Regions from separate parts of the Homo sapiens genome. Here region 2 is linked to region 1. Evidence: read pairs that join two places in POLR2A ChIA-PET (ENCODE). Cell type or tissue: OCI-LY7. All regions are shown on one strand. Links, peaks and the distances in the headings refer to the core of each region. The heading gives the core; the rest is flanking DNA. Region 1 overlaps MGARP (mitochondria localized glutamic acid rich protein). Region 2 overlaps ELF2 (E74 like ETS transcription factor 2).

What was found. Peaks named below come from ENCODE experiments on the same cell type or tissue, not always from the same donor. Only the 100,000 strongest peaks of a DNase experiment are listed, where the experiment ranks them.
Region 2: POLR2A ChIA-PET joins it to region 1 with 5 read pairs; 3 of 35 experiments call an interaction of 5 or more read pairs at or near these places.

The regions. Positions count from the first base shown.
Region 1 is chr4:139,264,487-139,268,884 of GRCh38, reverse strand. MGARP (mitochondria localized glutamic acid rich protein) reads left to right here. Exons shown (of 4, transcript NM_032623.4): 3 at 120-213; 4 at 1,844-2,720. The coding sequence ends at 2,286. Among named protein-coding and RNA genes, the nearest start is that of MGARP, 14 kb to the left of the region's middle. RefSeq lists a silencer at 1,631-1,730 and enhancers at 1,871-2,200, 1,539-2,738. In OCI-LY7, for the core only: no CTCF peak of the experiment used is centred there; a DNase peak (open chromatin) is centred at 2,014; H3K4me3 peaks cover 2,251 bases; H3K27ac peaks cover 1,953 bases.
Region 2 is chr4:139,077,131-139,081,535 of GRCh38, reverse strand. The region is part of intron 4 of ELF2 (E74 like ETS transcription factor 2); the gene reads left to right. Among named protein-coding and RNA genes, the nearest start is that of NOCT, 64 kb to the right of the region's middle. In OCI-LY7, for the core only: no CTCF peak of the experiment used is centred there; no DNase peak of the experiment used is centred there.

The sequences.
Region 1 (4,398 bases), core at 399-4,398:
ACTGGGATTATGGTTTAAACTTCTAATGGTGATTACAGGGAGACTTGAGTGTACCTTTGGATGTGGCGTGACAAATCTTAAAGCTCAAGAAATAAACCTAAGCATACATTTACTTTCAGGCTTACAAGACAGTCACATCAGACCAAGCCAAACACACAGAACATAAAACAAATTTGAAAGAAAAAACAAAAGCAGAGATACATCCATTTCAAGGTAAATGAATTTCTTAATTTTTTATTTTTATTTATTTTTTGAGGCACTAATTTCCATCCACTTAGTCTAGCAATGAACACTATTTGCTTTTGGCTTCTTTCCTAGCTTAATCCAGAATGACTCTAGGTATAAGTTCATTTAGAAAGGAAAAGTTCAACTGAAACCTGAAGAACACTGTTACACCTTTTGGATGAATGCATTTGACAAATGAATGTTTTACATTTATATTGCTGACCAGTGACTTTTGACTCCTTTGTGTGGTAATATTATTTTCCCCTGCTCAGGCATCCACCCATGCAGGCATGAGCTTTCATTTTTCTCATTATCTAAAAATAATAATATAACAAATTATCTTTCAGTTTTGGCTAAGACCACCTGTGTGCCTTTGTGCAAACAAGGTACATTTGACATAATAGAATCAGTTGTGTATAATGAGTCCTTCAGTTGATAAAATGGTGACCATGGGAACAGAAACTTTATATTTTCACTCTTTCCTTCCTTCCTACACTTCTTTTTCCCACCCTCCCTTCCTTCCCCCTTCCTTTCCCCCTTCCCTCCACGGGCTCTCCCTCTGTCAACCAGGCTGGAGTGCAGTGGTGCAATCATAGCCTACTGCAGCCTTGAACTCCTGGGCTCCAGCAATCTTCCCATCACAGCCTCTCAAGCAACTAGGACTACAAGCATGCACCGCTACACCCAGCAAATTTATTTTTTATGTTTTGCAGAGACAGGGTCTCACTATGTTGCCCAGGCTGGTCTTGATCTCCTGGCCTCATGTGATCCCTCCTGCCTCAGCCTCCCAAAGTGCTGGGATTACAGGCATATGCCACTATGCCTAGCCACTTCTTGCTTTAAACCATACTTTTTTCCAAGCTATTATTATCAATTACTATGATCACTATTTAGGGATAGAGATATTAGGGGCTTATGAATCAGTTTTAACCTGTCATGACAATAATAAGAAACAGAATATCATCAATACATATTATTGAATATAATCATGCGGTTGTTTATAATACTAATAAGCATTTGCATAGAACTTTTTATTTTAATCCCCTTTTCATATACAGTATTTTAATTAATCTTTACAATAACCCTGTGCAGTAGATATTATCAATACCCTATTTTACAGATGACAAAAATGAGATTGAGAGAGGATTAGTGATTTCTGAGTCACCAGCTAGGAACTTGGCTACTCTTCCATGCTGTCTCATATGAAAGGTGAATAGGATAGCTACTTATTTTTGTATTCTTCATATTTGCCTAAGTAATATATTCAAGTGTGTTTTTTTTTAAGTTCAAAGAGTTTACAGAAAAGCAGATCCCCCATTTTCCCTCCAAGAGGCAACCAATAGAACCAGTTTCTTGGAATCCTCCTGGAGAGTTTTTGCAAATACAATTATCTAGGCATACAACTTACCCCCCTCCTGCTCCAACCTCATTTTGCCCTAACAATAGTAGCAGACTGTATACATTGTTCTTTTTTTGCTGTTTCACTTGAGAGTCTACCTTGAAGACTGTTACACATCAGTGCATGTAGTTCTGTCTTAGGTGTTTAAACGACCGCAGTGTTTCATTGCCTTCCCACGATCTTTAAATTAATACCTTGCTTAATGACTAATTCTTAAAGGTGAAAAGGAGAATGTTGCGGAAACTGAGAAAGCAAGTTCAGAAGCCCCAGAAGAACTTATAGTGGAAGCTGAGGTGGTAGATGCTGAAGAAAGTCCCAGTGCTACAGTTGTGGTCATAAAAGAGGCATCTGCCTGTCCAGGTCACGTGGAGGCTGCTCCGGAGACCACAGCAGTCAGTGCTGAAACCGGGCCAGAGGTCACAGATGCAGCGGCGAGGGAAACCACGGAAGTAAACCCTGAAACAACCCCAGAGGTTACAAATGCTGCCCTGGATGAAGCTGTCACCATCGATAATGATAAAGATACAACAAAGAACGAAACCTCTGATGAATATGCTGAACTAGAAGAAGAAAATTCTCCAGCTGAGTCAGAGTCCTCTGCTGGAGATGATTTACAGGAGGAAGCCAGTGTTGGCTCTGAGGCTGCTTCGGCTCAAGGCTAATCTCCAGCCGGTAGACATTTCAGCAACAAATGCCATAGGGTGTCTGATAAGTGCTTTTGTGTTTTTAGTACACTTAGTTTAAAAAAAAAAAGACTTATTTTCTAGAAAACGTTAATGGGTCTTGAAGATTTTTGGCATCCACTGATAGATTTTAGGACTGAGAGACTTGAGATTGTACATTTCTTACTACTCTTCTACTGTCTGAGATCAGAATATGACATTGCAGTAAAGAGCTTAAATAGTTTCATCTTTGGTTTTTTTTTCTAGACACTTTTCTTTTATCCCAGTCATCTCTGAATTTACATTTTATATTAAAGAAATTGAGCTATCCATACAACCTGTATTTACTTTAATTTCACTATGCTTTCAGCTTACTTTATTGTATGATATGTAGGTCTAAAATATAGTTTGAGTCAAATAAAATTAGAAAAGCTTTGGTGCTTCTACTTTTTTCACTAATATTTGCATGTACAAATAATACATATTAACATACAGGTACATAACATCACATGAGAAATGTAGGCTTTCGTAATATTATTGAAGAAAGAGCATATAATCTATGGAGAACCCTGCATGTAACAATATGTATGCCCTCTCCCATCTATAGTACTTACACAGGGGACTATGTAGATATTTTCTGTTTCAGTTCAGTTCAAACAATATTTATTGAAGATTAGCACTTTGTGCCAGGAATCTTTCATTCATTCACGTGTTCAACAAATATTAGCTGAGCACTTACAACATAATAGGTATTGTTTTAAGTGCTCCCGGTTTATATTCTAGAGTGGAACCAGGTAAGAAGACAAATGAGAAAATGATATAGTGTGTTAGGTACTGATAAGTGCTAAGGATAAAAGTAACGAAAATAAAAGGATTGTAAGTGTTAGTCTGAGGTGGAAGTTGTAATTTTAGATAGGATGGCCAAAAGAGGCCTTACTAGGAAGGTGTCTTTTGCGTAGAAACCTGAAAGATATATAAGGGACCATCTAATGGTAGGAGTTAGGGGAATCAGCCAGGTAAGGGAACAGAAAAGGGCAAAGGATCTAAAACAGGATCCTGCTGGGAATTTGAGGAATTGCGAGGTGGCCAGTGTGGCTAAAGTGGAGTGAAAAAGAGGGAGAGTAGCCAGAGATGGTCTCAGAGAGAAAGGGAGTGGGTAGGCAGGGTGGGCTAGATCATGCAGGGTCATGTAAGGTTTTGGCTATGGAGTAAGTTGGGAAATTGTAGTGGACACTGCCGATGCTCTGCCTAGATCCCCTTAATTGGACCCCTTAACTGGGTACATTTATCCCCAGCTGCTATGAGTGTTACACCCCACACCCCACCCTCACCATAGGCAGTTCACAACCAATGACTGACTGCCATAGTATTACAAAAGATGGCACCAACTCTGCAGTACAATTGAATAGTTCATGCTCCAGCCCACCCCAAGGAGCAGATTGAAGCTGGTCTCCAGCCGAGATGACTTCCCTGCTTAGCTCTTCCCCCTGCCCTTTTCTGCTTTCCTCCCTCCATTCTCCGGGGAATACTCTTCTCATAAAAGACTGGCCAAAGAATCCCTGTTTCTAAGGAATATCACTTTAGATCATTGGTACTGCATGTGATCCTACGAAGCAGGCTCTAAGAATAGGATTCTGGAGTTGTTATCATTCTTCAGCTAGAGGGCAATGAGACCTTGCCCACACATACAAATGCATTTTCCTCCATTTTCTACTAAAAATAACAGAAACATACTCAAAAGGGATTAAATGACAAAGATCATTATTACATAACTAGATAGATTGTTATTATATAACTAGATATCCAGGGTTGGCTTATTTCGTGGCTCAGTCATCAAGACCTTGGTTGTATCTGTTGTCCTGCTCTACCAAGAATGTTTTGGGCAAGGCACAGTGGCTCACACCTGTATTCCCGGCACTTTGAGAGGCCAAGGCAGGAGGATCACTTGAACCCAAGAGTTTGAGACCAGCCTGGGCAGCCTGGTCTCTACAAAAAAATTAAAAAATTAGCCAAGTGTGGTGACAACTGCCTGTGGTCCCAGCTACATGGGAAGCTGAGGCAGGAGGATCACTTGAGCCCAGGAAGTCGAGGCTGCAGTGAGTCATGTTCATG
Region 2 (4,405 bases), core at 128-4,127, 190 kb after region 1:
AATGTAAAAAATAGTTCCAGTGATTGCTATAATGGGTTGATGATTAGTGTAGAATGATATTTATACAACTTCTAGAGGAGATAAGCTTTAGGTTAATATTTTCAGCATAACATGTTTCTAAGCAAGTATATAACACTTAATATTATCACTGTCGCTACATGTTAAGGTACATGTTAAGCTCGAATATACTTTTGCTTTTCTTCCTTTTGAGGTGTTAAGTATCACATGTGCATTCCTTTAGCTATAAACATTTATGCTGCCAGAGGAGTTTGAGTAAAGGATGAAATAAATAAGCTTATTTATTAAAACTCACTGTCATTTTACAAAGTATGTTTGTAGTAAAGACTCGACGTACTTTAAAATTTCATGGACAATATGATGTATGAGAACGAGCCTTGACCCTGAAGAGTTGAGGATCTATATCTAGCTGTCACTAAACTAGCTAGTGACTTAACATCTTTAGGGCTTCATTTTTCTCTAAGAAGACAGGGTTGACTAGATGATTGCTAATGACTTTTAAAGCTCTAAAATAAGTGGCTTGGAAATACTTAATGGAAAGGTAGGGCTTCTCCTTGGGTTTTTTTTTTTTTTTCTAATATTACACCATGTGAATGAATATGTCTATAAGTTCGTTATGTAATTGGTAGGTTAACTTCTTTTATCCAGTCTTTGAAAATAAAAATGTGTGCCAAATTGGAACTTGAGGCTCTTTATATGTTTAAGTCTGTAATATAGTCTAATTAATAATTTAGGCTCATTTCTAGTGTATATAGCTTAATATAGGAAAAACAAATGTCTAGCATTGTTACTTTCCTAATATTTATGTTAAAGTATTGTGTATGAACAGTCTGGATTTTCTGGAAGATTTCTGCCTTATTCTCAAGTATACCTTTCTTGACTTTTTCCTTTATTTGTCTTTTCTTATTTTATTTTATTTTTACATTTGCGAAATAAGGTAATCAGAAGTTTTGGTCAACAATGCAGTTATTAAATGAAGGTGAAATTTTTCTGGAAATTTAGCCTAAATATTTTCACTGACAGAAAACAAATCTATTTTATTAAAGTTCATTATGAAATTGAAAATCTCATTTCTGATTTACTATAAATTGGAATATGTAGTCTCAATCTTGAAAAGATCAAATTGAAAAAAAATTAGCAGTATGAAAAGAAGTTAAAAGCAGTATGTGAATAGATACATTAAAATGAAACTCAAGGAATGACACTAGTTTTCTTTTTAAAAAGCTCATTTGAAAATGAATTTAAGAAATTACCCTTCACAATTCATTGCAGCATTGGTACTAAAATTCATGTAAAAACTGAGTTACATGGTCACATCAGTCAGTGTGTAAATAGCCAATCAGAATCATTCAACATAAAACTATTTTAGAAACAAATTTGGTTGGTGGAGAAGGGCAGGCAGCAGAATGTTCTTGATAACTATTTAAAATAATTCCTCATGTTTGATAATTGTTTAAAATGATTCCTTGTGTCATCTATAGCAAAATGTTCAAAAGGATGCAAAGAAATGCTTAAGAAGAGCTTTTTAAAAACCATTTATCTGTGAGTAGACAAATACTGTTTTACTTACAGAATCATAATTTTTATTTTTTTTACATTTATTTTATTTTTTGAGATGGAGTCTCCCTCTGTCGCCCAGCCTGGAGTGCAGTGGCACAATCTTGGCTCACTTCTGCCTCCCAGGTTCAAGTGATTCTCCCACTTCAGCCTCCCAAGTAGCTGGGATTACAGGCGTGAGCCACCACTCCTGGCTAATTTTTGTATTTTTAGTAGAAATGGGGTTTTACCATGTTGGCCAGGCTGGTCTTGAAATCCTGACCTCAGGTGATCCACCTGCCTTGGCCTCCCAAAGTGCTGAGATTATAGGTGTGAGCCACAGCTCCTAGGCTAGAATCATAATTTGTCATCTACACCCTGATGTTTATGTTTAGAAGCTAAAACTTATATAAGCATGGGGATAGAATTTGGTTGTTATTAATTACAGTTGATGAATTACAGCTGCGCTTCTCAAAAACCAAACTCTCTGACCCGGATTCTGGGAGTCCCAAGAGCCTTTCACAGGATCTGTAAAGACAAAACTGTTTTGAAAATAATACTGGGACATTATTTGCCTTGTCACTTTCAAAAGTGTACAGAGGAGTTAGGAGCTATGTATAGATGGGTTATTCCAATAGATTGAAAGAGGAAGGAGAATTCAGCTGCCTTCTATTGAATCAAGTATAATAAGATTTGCAAAAATGTAAAAAACAAAGCTACTTACTTTTTGTTTTTTATTTTAAGTTATTTTTGGCCAGGCATGGTGATTTATGCCTGTAATCCCAGCACTTTGGGAGGCCAAGGCAGGAGGATCTCTTGAGTCTGGGAGTTTGAGACCAGCCTGGACAACATAGTGAGACCCTCGTCTCTAAAAAAAAAAATCAAAAAATTAGCTGGGTGTGCTGATGCGTGCCTGTGGTCTCATCTACTTGAGACGCTGAGGTAGGAGGATCACACCCCAGGAGATCTAAGCTACAGTGAACCATGATCATGCCACTGCATTCCAACCTGAGCAACAAAGCGAGACCTTGTCTCAAAAAACAGTTATTTTTCATAAAAAATGTTATTTATGGTTGCAGTAATGGGTGTATTATTTTAAATGAATTAATAATTTTGAAGTTTTCTTTGTAATTTCAAATATGATAAATACAGATAAAATCTCGAGGTCTTCAGTATTTTGAGTGTAAAAGTGTCCTCAGATAAAAAAGGTCGGAGGATAGCTGAATTACAGTGTTGTTTAGGTCTGTACTGTATGGTAGCCACTAGCCGCATGTATCTGAGTACTTAAAATGTAGCTAAGAAACTCAATTTTTAATTTTAATTAATTTAAACTTAATTTCTGGCTGATCTCATCTTGCAGAGGGCAGTTCGCTCTCCCCCTCCGAGAGTGTAAAAAAAAAAAAAAAAGAATTGCCATTCTTTTTCCTTTTTATACTTTATAATGCAAGTATATTGATTAAAAGGTCAAGGGGGAAAAGGTGAAGATGGAGTATTCCAGACCTTTAATTACCTTTTCCCCCTTTTTATTGCCTTCATTTGTATTCTTCATTTACCTATTACTGGTATAGCTTTGGGGCATTAGAGGATAAGTAGTGGTAAATCGGGTGCTGCAGTTGACTGAAGACCTTGTACTATTAGTTTATAGTGTTGCTTATAGGAGAATACCACTATCACCTAATGAAGTGTTTTCTAATTTTTTTTCACTGCTCTCAAACTAAATTGCTACTAAATTTTATTTTTGACTTGAGAACATTTTTATGAACTAGATCCATTGCCAGCATTCTTTTATGCAAAGCTGAGAGGTATGCCTCTTGTCAGACTTAATTACCAAGTTTGGTATTTTGTAACAGCTGTTGAGTGAGTCTGGAATAGTCTTCAGTACCATACAAACACCGGTTGATTAGAAAGATAGAAATGGAACAAGAAGATATTTACCAATATTAAATGAAGGTACAAGCAAATATTATTTTTGGTACTGTAATAAAAAGTAAAACAGTTCTTGAAATTTATTTCAAGGGGGATTGACCAGCAATAGCCACTACCAGTGGTAACTAGAAAATGATACCTGTCAGACTACTTTTAGCTTCATTGTTTCTATTTTTAAAATGAGTTATTTATTTTTCCTTCTATAAATTTCATAGATGTAGAAAGATACCAGTAAGTCAAGTTTTAAGTAAGATAAGGAATTCTACTTTTCAGCTCTTGCTTGTAGCTTGCTTACTTTGATTGCACAACACTGTTAAATTCATGCTTATTCTTAAATGTGCAAAATTATAGTTTAAATTTTATTTGAATTATTGATCTGAACAAAATAGTATTTTTTTTTTAATTACAGACACAAGTAGGAGAAATATTTCTTAAATTTCTGTTAAAAGTTACTTGACTTATGTAAACAAAAATAAAAAGATAGTGCTCACTTTTACAAAATGTGTTAAGTTTTGGAAACTGGCATTAGTACATTATTGTAAATTGATCTGAGAACAGCCTCTTAGATTTTTGTATTTTGCATTATTTTAGTTAGTAAATAAAAATGATGAGATAAAATTAGTAAGCAGTAAAAAAGTAATCAGTGTTCCTCTTAACATGCTTGTAACTTACAAAGTAAGTTTATTTTACATTTTTATTTAGTTTTGAAATATCTTCCATTTAATGCTCTCTGAACTGTAGATTGAGTGTTCTAAAATCTGAAACTGAGCACTGATGTGACACTCGAAGTGCTCATTAAAGCATTTTGGATTTTTAGATTTGGGATGTTCCACTGGAAATATATAGTGCAGATATATATTTTTTTAAATTCGAAATCTGAAACACTTCTGGTCCTAAGCATTTTGGATAAGGCATGCCCAACCTA